Regions from separate parts of the Homo sapiens genome. Here region 1 is linked to region 2. A link is an interaction called in ENCODE POLR2A ChIA-PET data of the cell type or tissue named here. Cell type or tissue: HepG2. All regions are shown on one strand. Links, peaks and the distances in the headings refer to the core of each region. The heading gives the core; the rest is flanking DNA. Region 1 has its middle 15 kb from the start of TENT5B. Region 2 overlaps NUDC (nuclear distribution C, dynein complex regulator).

Region 1 (6,551 bases), core at 1-5,000, 89 kb after region 2:
AATCACATAACATATAATTCATCCTTTTTTTTTTTTTTTTTTTTTGAGACGGAGTCTTGCTCTTTTGCCCAGGCTGGAGTACAGTGGCGCGATCTCGGCTCATTGCAAGCTCTGCCTCCCGGCTTCACGCCATTCTCCTGCCTCAGCCTCCCGAGTTGCTGGGACTATAGGCGCCCGCCACCACGCCCAGCTAATTTTTTGTGTTTTTAGTAGAGATGGGGTTTCACTGTGTTAGCCGGGATGGTCTTGATCTCCTGACCTTGTGATCCCCCCATCTTGGCCTCCCAAAGTGCTGGGATTACAGGCGTGAGTCACCGCGCCTGGCATAATTCATCCATTTTTTTAAAAAAACTATTTATTTATTTATTTTGAGATGGAGTCTGGCTCTGTCACCCAGGCTGGAGTGCAATAGTGCGATCTTGGCTCACTCCAACCTCTGCCTCCTGGGCTCAAGCGATTCTCCTGCCTCAGCCTCCCAAGTAGATGGGATTACAGGCGTGCACCATGACACCCGGCTAATTTTTGTATTTTTAGTAGAGATGGGGTTTTGCCATGTTGGCCAGCTGGTCTCGAACTCCTGACCTCAAGGGATCCACCTGTCTCAGTCTCCCAAAGTGCTGGGATTACAGGCATGAGCCACCGCGCCTGGCCTATATGTTTTCATTTCTCTTCAGTATATACTCAGGAGTAGAAATGTTGGTCATAAGGTAATTTTTTTGTTTAGCCCTTTGAGGAACTGCCAGACTGTTTTCCAAAGCAGCTGCACCATTTTTCATTCTCACTAGCAGTGTTTGAGGACTCCAGTTTCTCCACATCCTCACCAACACTTGTTGATTACTGTCCTTTTTGACTATAGCCATCCTGATGGGTGTGAAATGGTGTCTCATTGTGGTTTTGACTGTATTTTCCTGATGGCTAAGGAGGTGAGCATCTTTTCATGTGCTTATCGGTCATCTGTATCTTTGGAGAAATGTCAATTCAGTTCCTTTGCCCATTTTTAAATTGTGCTATTTATTATCATTGAGTTGTAAGGGTTCTTTATTCTAGATACAGTCCCTTATATGATTTGCAAAATTTTCTCCCATTTTAATTATTAATTATTAATCCTCATATTTTATTTAATCTCTAAATTGCCCAAGACACAGCTAATCATTCCTTCTTTGTAATACTTTCTTTCTTTTTTTTTTTTGAGATGGATTCCCACTTTGTCACTCAGGGTGGAGTGCAGCGGTGCGATCTCTGCTCACTGCAACCTCTGCTTCCCAGGTTCAAGTGATTCTCTTGCCTTAGCTTCCCGAGTAGCTGGGATTACAGGTGCCCACCACCACGCCCAGCTAATTGTTGTATTTTTAGTAGAGACAGGGTTTCACCATCTTGACCAGGCTGGTCTTGAACTCCTGACCTCAGGTGATCCGCCCACCTCGGCCTTCCAAAATTCTGGGATTACAGTCGTGAGCCAATGTGCCTGGCCCCTTGTAATACTTTCTACCTTTGGCTTTTTTTTTTTTTTTTTTGAGACAGAGTCTTGCTCTGTCACCTGGGCTGGAGTGCAGTGGCGTGATCTCTGCTCACTGCAACCTCCGTCTCAGATTCAAGTGATTCTGGTGCCTCAGCCTCTGGCATAGCTGGGACTACACACGCAGGCCACCACGCCCAGCTAATTTTTGTATTTTTTGGTAGAGATGTGGGTTTCTCCATGTTGGCCAGGCTGGTCTCAAACTCTTGGCCTCAAGTGATCCACCCGCCCCAGCCTCCCAAAGTGCTGGGATTACAGGTGTCAGCCACCATGTGCGGACCTTCCCTTGCCTTCAAAGACACCACAGTGTCCTAGTTTTCCTTCTGTTTCACTGACTGCTGTGGTTTCCTCCGAATCCACTCAGCCTCTAAAGAATAAAATGCCCAGGACTTATTCCCTGGTCTTCTCTTTTCTGTCTACACTCATTCCCTTGGTGATCTCACCAGTCTCAAGCTTGAAATACCATCTCTGTGCTGGCAAATCCCAGATTTATTTATTATTTATTTATTTATTTATTTATTTATTTATTTTTTGAGACGACATCTCACTCACTCTGTCACCCGGGCTGGAGTACAGTGGTGTGATCTCGGTTCACTGCAACCTCTCTCTCCCAAAATCCCAAATTTATATATTCCAGTCCAGAGCTCTGTCTGGGACTCCAGGCTCATTTATTTAATTTTAGTCAACATCTCTACTTTCATGTTTGTAGTCATCTCAAATTTTGCACGTTCAATGTTGACTTCTCGAACTGAAGTCCTAGCAAATGGCAAATTCCAGTTCTTGGCCCCAAACTCTGAAGCCACTTTCCACTCCTTTTTCTCTCACGCTGCACTTTCTCATTCGTCAGCAAGCCCTGTGGCTCTGCCTTCAGAACCCAAACAGGCCCTGACCACATCTTGGCCCCACCTCCAGCTTACTGCCATCTCTGCGGTCTAAGCCACGCCCCACTCTCCAGGATTTTTGGAGCCTTTCTGCCGTCGTGCTTGTCGCCTACAGTGTTTTCATCCCAGCAAGCCAGTGTGATCCTTTCTAAACACAAGTCAGATCATGTCATTTTAATGCCTCCTTCTCATTTGGAATACAAGCCGAAATCTCCTCCCACACCCCTTCCCTTATCGGGGGCAGCCACACTGGCCTCCCTGATGTTCCTCAACCATGCCAGGCACGCTCCCACCTCAGGGCCTTGCGACTGCTCTTCCATCTGCCTGGCACGGTCTCCTTTGATCCCCACATGGCTGCTCTCTCAATTCCTCCAGGTCGTCTTCTCCATGTCTCCTGTTCTCAGGGAGGCCTTCTCTGACTATCCAATTAGAATGGCGCCCTCGCTCCCCACACCTGCTAGCCTCTTCTCTATTTCCAAAGCACCTAACACCATCTACCATGCTGCGTATTTACCTATTTATTGCCCCATTTCCCGCCCCTGGAACCAAAGCTCCAGGAGAGCAGGGATTTTGTTTTCTATGTAATCCAGCACCTGGAAACCTGTGTGTGCTCAGTAAATATTCACGGGATGAGTGAAGGTGAGACAGGACTAACATGGGTCGCAGAAGAATGGAAAATTCCAGGCAGCAGTTTCACATGACTAGCAAAAGGAAGCTGTTGAAATAACTGCAGAAGCTAGGGGCTCATAAGACCCTGAACAATCAGGGCATGGAGCAAGCTGGCTGAGACCAACTGGACACAGCATGGTGCTGGATTTGACCCAGGTTTCTCCTAGGACCTCATTATACGCTTATTAACATACTAAAAATCACACACCCACCAGCACCACTATAGTTCCCATATTTGGTGTAAAAATGGGTGGCACCACAGTTCCAAGAAATCTCCACCTTTTTCCAGTAACTTTCATAAATATTCCACCCCTTGGTTAAAGAAACCTATAAAAATAGAAACCACAGCTGGGCACAGTGGCTCACGCCTGTAATCCCAACACTTTAGGAGGCCAAGGTGGGCAGATCACATGAGATCAGGAGTTTGAGACCAGCCTGGCCAATATGGTGAAACCCCGTTTCTACTAAAAATAAAAAATTAGCCGGGCGTGGTGGCACGTGCCTGTAATCCCAGCTACTCGGGAGGCTGAGGCAGGAGAATCACTTGAACCCGGGAGGCGGAGGTTGTAGTGAGCCGAGATCATACCGTTGCACTCCAGCCTGGGCAACAAGAGCGAAACTCTGCCTCAAAAAAAAAAAAAAAATAGAAACCACAAAGCCCCTTGTGTGACTTTCTTGAGTACACCCACACTCCCCTCTTGAGTGTGTGTACTTTTAAAACATTTTTAAAAATATTTTTGAGACAGGGTCTCACTCTGTAGCCCAGGCTGGGAGTGCAGTGGCACAATCACAGCTCACTGCAGCGTCAACCTCCAGGGCTCAAGCCAGCCTCCCCTGTCAGCCTCCTGAGTAGCTGGGACTACAGGCACTCGCCACCACACCCAGCTAAGTTTTGTATTTTTTGTAGAGATGTTGCCCAGGCTGGTCTTGAACTCCTAGGCTCAAGCGATCCGGGATTACAGACATAAGCCATCGTGCCCAGTCAAAGCTCCAGTTCTTCTTCTTTTTTTTTTTTCTTTTTTTTTTGAAACAGAGTTTCTCTCTTGTTGCCCAGGCTGGAGTGCAATGGCGTGATCTCGGCATACCGCAACTTCCACCTCCAGGGTTCAAGCGATTCTCCTGCCTCAGCCTCCCAAGTAGCTGGGATTACAGGCATATGCCACCACGCCTGGCTGATTTTGTATTTTTAGTAGAGATGGGGTTTCTCCATGTTGGTCAGGCTGGTCTTGAACTCCTGACCTCAGGTGATCCACCCACCTTGGCCTCCCAAAGTGCTGGGATTACCGGCGTGAGCCACCATGCCCGGCCAAAGCTCCAGTTCTTATCCCATCTTGGCCTCTTATTGGCTGGGTGACCTGGGTGCGAACCCTTCCCCTTCACTGAGCCTTGGTGTTCTCCTCTATTCATTAGGTCATCACCATCTACCTCTCAGGGCTAGCATAAAAGACCCAGTGTGTGAGCAGTGTCTGGTATGTAGTCAAGGCTGGCTTGCCCTCCTCAGAAACTGCCAATTTGCTAATTTGGTACAAGCTTCAGACAGGTGTGGATTTCGGTGGTGCGGGGATACAGGGGAGTGGAGAAGGAAGGTGGAAGAGAGAGGGACACCAGAGAAAGCAGACGAGGCCCTGAGAGAGAATCTGCAGGGCCAGAGGCTGGAGTCTGAAGACCAAGATAGGCACAGAAGCCTGAGCTGTCCCTGGCACGATGTGAGCAGGGCAGATGTTCCAATCTCCCTTCCCTCAGGTGTGGAGCGGCTCATGAAGCCCCTCCCTGTCTAGAAGCTGGTTCGGCCCATCTGATCCGACCCTGCAGGGAGGCAGGCAGAGGTGAGTGGTGAGAAAGCCCATTTCACAGGTGAAGAAACTGAGGCTCAGGAAGGTGGCGATTTGCGTCTCTATCTCATCTCGCCTGCCAGGGTAGAAGCTCCTCAGATTCAAGCGCCATTTAGTTCCTGCTTCTGTTTCCTCAGAGCCATGCTGTTGATTGAAAACAGGAGTGAGTGTTCCTCAGTGGGTTCCCAGCCCCAGCAGGCCTCACGCCCCCTTTTGTAACAAGTATCTTGCAATGCCCCTTTCCTATAATGGAATACAATTCATAGATTATGTGGTCTATTTATACACTACTAATTTTTTTTTTTTTTTGAGATGGAGTTTCACTCTTATTCACTCTTATTGTCCAGGCTGGTGTGCAATGGCGTGATCTTGGCTCACTGCAACCCCTTCCTCCCGGGTTCAAGTGATTCTCCTGCCTCAGCCTCCCAAGTAGCTAGGATTACAGGCATGTGACACCACGCCTGGCTAATTTTTTTCTTTTGTTTTGTTTTGTTTTTTTTTAAGATGGAGTCTCACTCTGTCGCCCAGGCTGGAGTGCAGTGGCGTGATCTCGGCTCACTGCAAGCTCCGCCTCCTGGGTTCACGCCATTCTCCTGCCTCAGCCTCTCGAGTAGCTAGGACTACAGACGCCCACCACCATGCCCGGCTAATTTTTTTTGTATTTTTAGTAGAGGAGACGGGTTTCACTATGTTAGCCAGGATGGTCTTGATCTCCTGATCTTGTGATCCGTCCGCCTCGGCCTCCCAAAGTGCTGGGATTACAGGCGTGAGCCACCGCGCCTGGCCGACGCCTGGCTAATTTTTGTATTTTTAGTAGAGACGGGGTTTCACCATGTTGGCTACGCTGGTCTTAAACTCCTGACCTCAGGTGCGCCTCGGCCTCCCAAAGTGCTAGGATTACAGGCGTGAGCCACTGCGCCCAGCCTATTTATTTATTTATTTTGAGACAGAGCCTCGCTCTGTTGCCCAGTCTAGAGTGTAGTGGCTCAATCAAGGGTTACTGCAACCTCTGCCTCCTGGGCTGAATCTATTCTCCCACCTCAGCCTCACCAGTAGCTGAGACTACAGGTGCACGCCACCACACCTGGCTAATTTTTTTTTTTTTTTTTTTTTTTTTGTAGAGACTGGGTCTCACAGTGTTGCCCAGGCTGGTCTTGAATTCCTGGGCTCAAGTGATCCGCCCTCCTCGGCCTCCCAAAGTGCTGGGATTACAAGCATGAGCCACCGTGCCTGGCCTTGGCCTTGTCTGTCTTTTTTTTTTTTTTTTTTTTTTTTTTTGAGACGGAGTCTTGCTCTGTCACCAGGCTGGAGTGCAGTGGCGCGATCTCGGCTCACTGCAACCTCTGCCTCCTGGGTTCAAGCGATCCTCCCTGCCTCAGCCTCCCGAGTAGCTAGGACTACAGGCGCACGCCACCAAGCCCAGCTATTTTTTTTTTTTTTTTTTTTTTTTTGGTATTTTTAGTAGAGACGGGGTTTCACCACGTTGGCCAGGGTGGTCTCCATCTCTTGGCCTCGTGATCAGCCGGCCTCGGCCTCCCGAAGTGCTGGGATTACAGTCGTGAGCCACCGCGTCTTTTTAAACCTGTAAATACTCAGGCCTACTCTTGTAGAAAAAAGGCTTCTCAAATTTGAAAGTGCCCGGGAGCCACCTGG
Region 2 (8,182 bases), core at 1,813-6,812:
TCGAGATTGTGCTATGGCACTCCAGCCTGTCGAGAGAGCGAGACTCCGTCTCAAAGAAGAAAAAAAAGAGGTTTAATTGACTCAGAGTTCTGCATGACCGGGGAGGCCTCAGGAAACTTAAAATCATGGAAGAAGGCATTTCTTCACAGATTGGCAGGAGAGAGAATGAGTGCCAGCAGAAGAAATGCCAGACGCTAATAAAACCATCAGATCTTGTGAGAACTCACTCGTATCATGAGAACAGCATGGGGGAAACCATCCTGGTGATTCAGTTACCTCCACCTGGTACTGCCTTTGACATGTGGGAATTACAATTCAAGGTGAGATTTGGGTGGGGAAACAGAGCCAAACGGTATCATTCTGCCCCTGGTACCCCCGCCAAATCTCATGTCTTCACATTTCAAAACACAATCATGCCCTTCCAACAGCCCCACAAAGTCTTAATTCATTTCTGCATTAACCCATAAGTCCCAGTCCAAAGCTCATCTGTGACAAGGTATTACTTCGTTCTCATGCTGCTGTGAAGAAATACCCAAGACTGGGTAATTTATAAAGGACAGAGGTTTTTTTTTTTTTTTGAGATGGAGTCTCGCTCTGTCGCCCGGGCTGGAGTGCAGTGGTGCAATCTGGGCTCACTGCAAGCTCCGCCTCCTGGGTTCACGCCATTCTCCTGCCTCAGCCTCCAGTAGCTGGGACTACAGGCACCCCCCACCATGCCCGGCTAATTTTTTGTGTTTTTAGTAAAGACGGGGTTTCACCGTGTTAGCCAGGATGGTCTCGATCTCCTGGCCTCGTGATCCACTTGCCTTGGCCTCCCAAAGTGCTGGGATTACAGGCGTGAACCACCGCGCCCGGCCAGGACAGGTTTTTTTGTTTTTGTTTTTTGTTTTTTTTTCTTTTGAGACAGAGTCTCGCTCTGTCACCCAGGCTGGAGTGCAGTGGGGCGATCTCAGCTCACTGCAACCTCTGCCTCCTGGGTTCAAGCGATTCTCCTGCCTCAGCCTCCCAAGTAGCTGGGATTACAGGTGCCTGCCACCACGCCTGGCTAATTTTTGTATTTTTAGTAGAGACAGGGTTTCACTGTGTTGGCCAACCTGGTCTCGAACTCCTGACGTCAGGTGTTCCGTGCCCCCTTGGCCTCCCAAAGTGTTGGGATTACAGGCGTGAGCCACCGTGCCCAGCCGTAAACCTCTTTTCTTTATAAATTACCCAGTCTAGGGTATTCCTTCATAGCAGCATGAGAACAGACTAATACAGAACCCTCATGTACTATGGCCAGGAAAGAGGTTTAATTGACTCATAGTTCTGCATGGCTGAGGAAGCCTTAGGAAACTTACAGTCAGGGTGGAAGGTGAAGGGGAAGCAGGTACCACCTTTACAAGGTGGCAGGAAGGAGAAGTGCCAGGCAAAGGCGGAAAAGCCCCTTGTAAAATCATCAGATCTCATGATAACTCACTATCAAGAAAGCAGCATGGGGGTAGCCACCCCCATGATTCAAATTACCCCCCACCAGGTCCTTCCCATGACATGTGGGGATTATGGGAACTACAATTCAAGATGAGATTTGGGTGGGGACACAGAACTAGATGATATCATATATCATCTAGTCAAGACATTTGTCTTTTTTATTGGGTATTTGATTACGATTGTTTGATTCCTAATTCAAGTAAGGTTCACACTTTACACTGGGTGATAGAAACCTGTAAATTAAGAGACCTCAAACAAAGACAAAAACAAAAAATTAAGGGTCAGGCACAGTGGCTCAGGCCTGTAATCACAGCACTTTGGGAGGCTGAGGTGGTAGGATCACTTGAGCCCAGGAGTTGAAGACCAGCCTGGGTAATATAATGAGACTCCATCTCTACAAAAAAAAAATGTTTTGTTTTTTTTTGACTTGGAGTCTCTGGTGCTGAGGCGTGAGTGCAGTGGCATGATCTTGGCTCACTGCAGCCTCCGCCTCCTGAGTTCAAGCAGTTCTTCTGCCTCAGCCTCCCAAGTAGCTGGGATTACAGGCACCCACCACCACGCCCGGCTAATATATATATATATATATATATATATATATATTTTTTTTTTTTTTTTTTTTTTTTTTTTTTTTTTTTTTTTTGAGATGGAGTTTTGCTGTTGTTGCCCAGGCTGGAGTACGGTGTCCTGATCTCGGCTCACCACAACATCTGTCTCCTGGGTTCAAGCAATTCTCCTGCCTCAGCTTCCCAAGTAGCTGGGATTACAGGCATGCGCCACCACGCCCAGCTAATTTTTGTATTTTTAGTAGAGACAGGGTTTCTCCAAGTTGGTCAGGCTGGTCTTGAACTCCCGACCTCAGGTGATCCGCCTGCCTCGGCCTCCCAGAGTGCCTGGTTTACAGGTGTGAGCCACCGAGCCCAGCCTAATTTTTGTATTTTTAGTAGAGGCAGGGTTTCACCTTGTTGGCCAGGCTGGTCTCGAACTCCAGTGGTCTAAATCCTGACCTCAGGTGATCCACCCACCTTGGCCTCCCGAAGCGCTGGGATTACAGGCGTGAGTCACCCTACCTGGCCTACAAAAAAAAATTTTAAGATTTAAAAAATAAAACACAAGAGACCTCTTTTTTCCTTGCAATTTGTTTTTTGAATAAAGGGTCGTTTGTCCTGGCAAAGTTTCCCACAATCTGGATTTTGCGTATTGCATCCTAAGAATGGTTTTTACTCACAGCCGTTCTGACACCAAATGTGTGGGGTTTTTCCACCACTCGACGACCAGTTCTCCAGTTCTCTGGACACCAACTGGGTATCCTACAATTCAATTGAATTCTGACCGTAACTACCCAGAATTACTGCAGACTCCACAGGTTAAGGACTCAGTCCCATAAGACAGTGCCCACTTGACACACCAGTTATAAGTTCCAAATTGCCTCGTGTACTTCTGACCAACCAGCTGTAAACTGGGGTTTGCCATGACCACCTTTTCAGGTTTAATAATTTGCTAGAATGATTCAAAACTCAGGAAAGTGCTTTATTTACTGTTACTTGTTTATTATAAAAGACATAACTTCAGGAACAGCCAAATAGCTGTGTAGGGCTAGGTATGGGGGTGGGGCCTGGAGCCTCCGTACCCTCTCTGGGTGTGCCACCCTCCCGACACCTTGATGTGTTCACCACCCTAGAAACTCCAAACCCCATTGTTTAGGGGGGTTTTTGTTTTGAGACAGGTTCTCACTCTCACGCAGGTTGTAGTGCAGCGGCGCAATCTCGGCTCACTGTAACCTTCAGTTCACAGCAACCTCCGGCTCCCAGGCTCAAGCAGTCCTTCCATCTTAGCCTCCCGAGTAGCTGGGACTGCAGGCATATGCCACCGTGTCTGGCTAATATTTTCGTATTTTTGGTATAGACGGGGTCTCACCACGTTGCCCAGGCTGGTCTTAACCTCCTGAGCTCAAGCGATCTGCCCGCCTCGGCCTTTCCAAAGTGCTGGGATTACCGGTATGAGCCACTGTACCTGGTAAACTTAAATTATTTGCACAGATGTAGTTCCTCAGTGCACTAGCATTTTATTTATTTATTTTTATTTCTATTTATTTGTTTGTTTTTTTGAGACAGAGTCTTGCTCTGTCACCCAGGCTGGGGTGCAGTGATGTGATCATGGCTCACTGGAGTCTTGACCTCCCAGGCTCAAGCAATCCCCCTGCCTCAGTCTCTCGAGTAGCTGGAACTACAGGTACCACTACACTCAGCTAATTTTTGTATTTTTTATAGAGACAGGGTCTTCCTATGTTGCCCAGGCTGGTTTCAAACTCCTGGGCTCAAGTGATCTGTCTGCCTCTGCTTCCCAAAGTGCTGGGATTACAGATGGGAGCCCCCGTGCCCGACCTGGATTAGCATTTGAATAACAGCTATTTCATAAAATTCTTCTGCCTTCTGAAAAGTATTTGAGAAGGCTGGCATGGTGGCACATGCCTGTACTGTCCTGGGCCTCTTCTGGGGGAGAGTGACAGGCTTGGATTTAGAGCAGGCCCAGCCCTCCCCACCCTGGTTGGCTGTGGTTCCCAAAGATGTGTCCAGTGACCGAAGCTTGAGTCGGTGACAGCCTCTGGGTAAGCTTCCACAACCCTGGGGTTATCTGTCTGAGGCTGGGCCTAGGTCAGGCTGATGGGAGGATGGGTCAGAGGCTGCTGTGATTGGCCTTGACTCTGCCTGGTGGTTTAGCTCTGCCCTTGCTTAACCTCCAGGAGCTAGGAAGGAAGTACAAATGGGATGTGACATGATTCAGTGGAGCTGGGAGAGGGGAGGGCCCTGCTCCCACCTCCCTTTGGCCACTGGTTGGCAAATGCCTTTAGTTCAAGGTCTCTCTGATTAGGGACTTAGGACCAAGGCCTTGTGGTGGAACAGCCTCTGCTGGTGTAATTATGACCTATTGTTTCTACTGACAGCAGAATGGCCTCCCCTACCAGTTTAATTTGTGGTTTAGGGGGTACGTTTGGTGTTCTTTAACCTTGTAGAGTGTGGAGCTACTGTGGTGTGGCATGGGACAGGGGGTTTGGGCATAGCAGGAGAATTTGGCGTCAAATGGGTGAGAATCCACAGGGCATTTAGCAGAACCCCAGGTCTGGGGGCCCGTGGGTGACTTCTGTGACCTTGAGCCCCTGCAGAGCTTTCCCTGCAGTTCTGCCTTAGAGATGCTTGAAAGAGGGTTTATTGACCACTGATCACATGGCAAGTGCCCTGCAAGGCCTCTAGGGGTATGTGCGTATGTGTGCACATGCACACTGTGTATGGGTTGGCATTGAGTTGAGTGTCCTAAGGGTATGTTCCTGGCCAGAGGTGAAACTTTGACACTTGACTGGTCATGGAGGATGAATTGGTTTGCCAGGTGACCTGAGAATGGGGATGAGACATTCTAGGCAAAGAACAACACATGCCAAGATTGCTTTTATTTATTTTGAGACAGGGTCTCCCTCTGTTACCCAGGCTGGTGGCGCGATCTCTGCTCACTGCAACCTCTGCCTCCCGGGTTCAAGTGATTCCCCCACCTCAGCCTCCCAGGTAGCTGGGACTACTGGCGTGTGCCACCACACCGGGCTCATTTTTGGATTTTTAGTAGAGACAGGGTTTTACCATGTTGGCCAGGGTGGTCAAGAACTCCTGACCTCAGGTGATCTGCCCGCCTCAGCCTCAAGTGATCCACCTGCCTCATCTTCCCAAAGTGCTGGGATTACGGGCATGAGCCACCACACCTGGCCAAGACTGTTTTTAGAGATAATAACTTAGACCAGGCATAATGGCTTACACTTGTAATCCCAGCACTTTGGGAAGATGAGGCAGGTGGATCACTTGACCCAGGAGTTTGAGACCAGCCTGGGCAACATGGCAAAACCTTGTCTCTATAAAAAAATACAAAAATTAGCCAGGCATGGTGGCATGTACTTATAGTCCCAGCCACTGGGGAGGCTGAAGTGGGAGGATCACCTTAGCCCAGGGAGGTCGAATGCATTCCAGCCTGGGTGAGTGAGACCATGCCTCAAAAATAATAATAATAATAACAAGATAGAGGCACAGAGACATGACCTCAGGGTCACGCAGGTAAGAGTAGACCAGGAACTCAAATCTAGGTGTGATTTTGAAGTATGCATGGAAATTGGCCAGGAGGGCTTGTTAAAAATACAGATTGCCTGGCCATACCCCAGAATTTCTGATCCAGTAGATCTGGAGTGGGGCTTAAGATTTAGCGTTTCTAACAGGTTCCAGGTGATGCTGATGCTGCAGGTCAGGGGAACCCTGTGATGTGGACCTCACTAGGCTCTTGATTTGTGCTGTCATACTCAATCCTCATGACGGATAAGGAAACAGGCTTAGAAAGAGTCAAAGTTGTTCACTTGTCTAAGGCCAGGAGCCAAATAATGACAGGTGGCAATAGTATGGGTGGAGGGTTGTCCTTGGGTAGCAGGGAGGCTGGCTAGCACATCCTGGAGTGGAAACCTCCTGGGAAGGTGTAGTGGAGAAAAAGGATTTGAAGTTGATAGCTTGCTTGCTGGAGAGAGGGTGAACAGGCTCTTCCTTCAAGAAAGCTCCCTGGCTTTGACCTGGCGCGGTAGCTCATACCTATAATCCCAGCACTTTGACCGGGCACGGTGGCTCACACCTATAATCCCAGCACTTTGGGAGGCTGAGGCAGGCGGATCACTGGAGGTCAGGAGTTCGAGACCAGCCTGACCAACATGGAGAAACCCCATCTCTACTAAAAATACAAAATTAGCCAGGCGTGGTGGCACATGCCTATAATCCCAGCTACTCGGGAGGCTAAGGAAGGAGAATCACTTGAACCCGGGAGGCGGAGCTTGCAGTGAGCCAAGATCACGCCACTGCACTCCAGCCTGGGCAACAAGAGTGAAACTCCATCTCAAAAAAAAAAATTAAAAAAAAAAGCTCCCTGGCTTTCTGCTAACGTGTCCTTTTTGGGTGTGGTGTCAAGTCTTGCATAGCTGGACTGTGGTCTTGGAGACAGGATGCACTAAGAGTAAGAGTGATTAGTCAGAGGAGTGGGCCTGAGAACTCAGGAAAGGCTTGTGAGGGACTGAGGCTTGAGTTTTTACTTTAAACAGCGCCACTTTTTTTGTTTTGGTTTTTTTGAGACAGAGTCTCGCTTTGTCACCCATGCTGGAGTGCAGTGGCCTGATCTCAGCTCACTGCAACCTCCACCTCCCTAGTTCAAGCAATTCCCCTGCCTCAGCCTCCTGAGTAGCTGGGATTACAGGCGCACGCCACCGCGCCTGGCTAATTTTTTTGTATTGTTAGTAGAGACGGGGTTTCACCATGTTGGCCAGATTAGTCTCCAATTCCTTTATTTATTATTATTATTTTTTTTTGAGATGGAGTCTTGCTCTGTCACCAGGCTGGAGTGCAGTGGCACGATCTCTGCTCACTGCAACCTCTGCCTCCCAGGTTCAAGCGATTCTCCCACCTCAGCTTCTCGAGTAGCTGGGATTACAGGCCCCCGCCACCATGCCCAGCTTTTTTTTTTTTTTTTTTTTTTTTTGTATTTTTGGTAGAGACAGGGTTTCACCATGTTGGCCAGGATGGTCTTGACCTTGTGATCCACCCTCCTCAGCCTCCCAAAGTGCTGGGATTACAGGTGTGAGCCAGCGCGCCCGGCCAAGCATCACTTTTTAAAACAGCCAGTTTATTGAGACAGGTGCTTTGCAGGTATTGTCATTACAACCCTATGAGATAGATGTATTTTCCTCATTTTGCACATGAGGAAACCGAGTTTCTGGGTGCAGTGCTTTGCCCTTGCACCCAGCAGGTAGAGAGTGGGGCTGGACTCCAGGCTGTGGGACACTGTCCCCTGCTCTGATGCCTCATGGCCTTTCTTCCCTCTCCAGCTTATCACACAGACTTTCAGCCACCACAATCAGCTGGCACAGAAGACCCGGCGGGAGAAGAGAGCCCGGCAGGAGGCCGAGCGGCGGGAGAAGGCGGAGCGGGCGGCCAGACTGGCCAAGGAAGCCAAGTCAGAGACCTCAGGGCCCCAGATCAAGGAGCTAACTGATGAAGAGGCAGAGAGGCTGCAGCTAGAGATTGACCAGGTGAAGGGTGGGCTTCCCTTCTCCACCCCTCAGATCCCCCCTGGCACTGAGCAGTGGGGTCCTGTTGCCAACTGCTGTGCTCTTTGCCCCAGAAAAAGGATGCAGAGAATCATGAGGCCCAGCTCAAGAACGGCAGCCTTGACTCCCCAGGGAAGCAGGTGAGATGGACTGCAGGGACTTGGGATGAGCCAGGAGCTTGGAACTTACAGGAAATCTCCTGCCTACTGCTTTCTCTGGAATACCCTTCCTTATCCTATCCCCTCCCCTCCTGGCTTTGGGAATCTTCCCCATACTTTAAGATCACACTCAGAGACATTGAACCAAAGGATCCAGGTTAAAAAAATAAAAACCTGCCAGGCGCAGTGGCTCACACCTGTAATCCCAGCACTTTGGGAGGCCGAGGTGGGTAAATCACGAGGTCTGGAGTTCAAGACCAACTTGGCCAAGATGGTGAAACCCCATCTCTACTAAAAATACAAAAATTAGCCAGGCATGGTGGTGGGCGCCCGTAATCCCAGCTACTCGGGAGGCTGAGGCAGAGAATTGCTTGAACCCGGGAGGCGGAGGTTGCCATGAGCCGAGATCACGCCACTGCACTCCAGCCTGGGCGACAGAGCAAGA

What was found. Peaks named below come from ENCODE experiments on the same cell type or tissue, not always from the same donor. Only the 100,000 strongest peaks of a DNase experiment are listed, where the experiment ranks them.
Region 1: POLR2A ChIA-PET joins it to region 2 with 6 read pairs; 5 of 35 experiments call an interaction of 5 or more read pairs at or near these places.

Annotation. Positions count from the first base shown.
Region 1 is chr1:27,024,795-27,031,345 of GRCh38, forward strand. No RefSeq gene overlaps it. Among named protein-coding and RNA genes, the nearest start is that of TENT5B, 15 kb to the left of the region's middle. In HepG2, for the core only: no CTCF peak of the experiment used is centred there; a DNase peak (open chromatin) is centred at 3,017; H3K4me3 peaks cover 1,180 bases.
Region 2 is chr1:26,934,100-26,942,281 of GRCh38, forward strand. NUDC (nuclear distribution C, dynein complex regulator) reads left to right here. Exons shown (of 9, transcript NM_006600.4): 3 at 7,358-7,561; 4 at 7,654-7,719. Among named protein-coding and RNA genes, the nearest start is that of NUDC, 16 kb to the left of the region's middle. In HepG2, for the core only: no CTCF peak of the experiment used is centred there; a DNase peak (open chromatin) is centred at 4,242.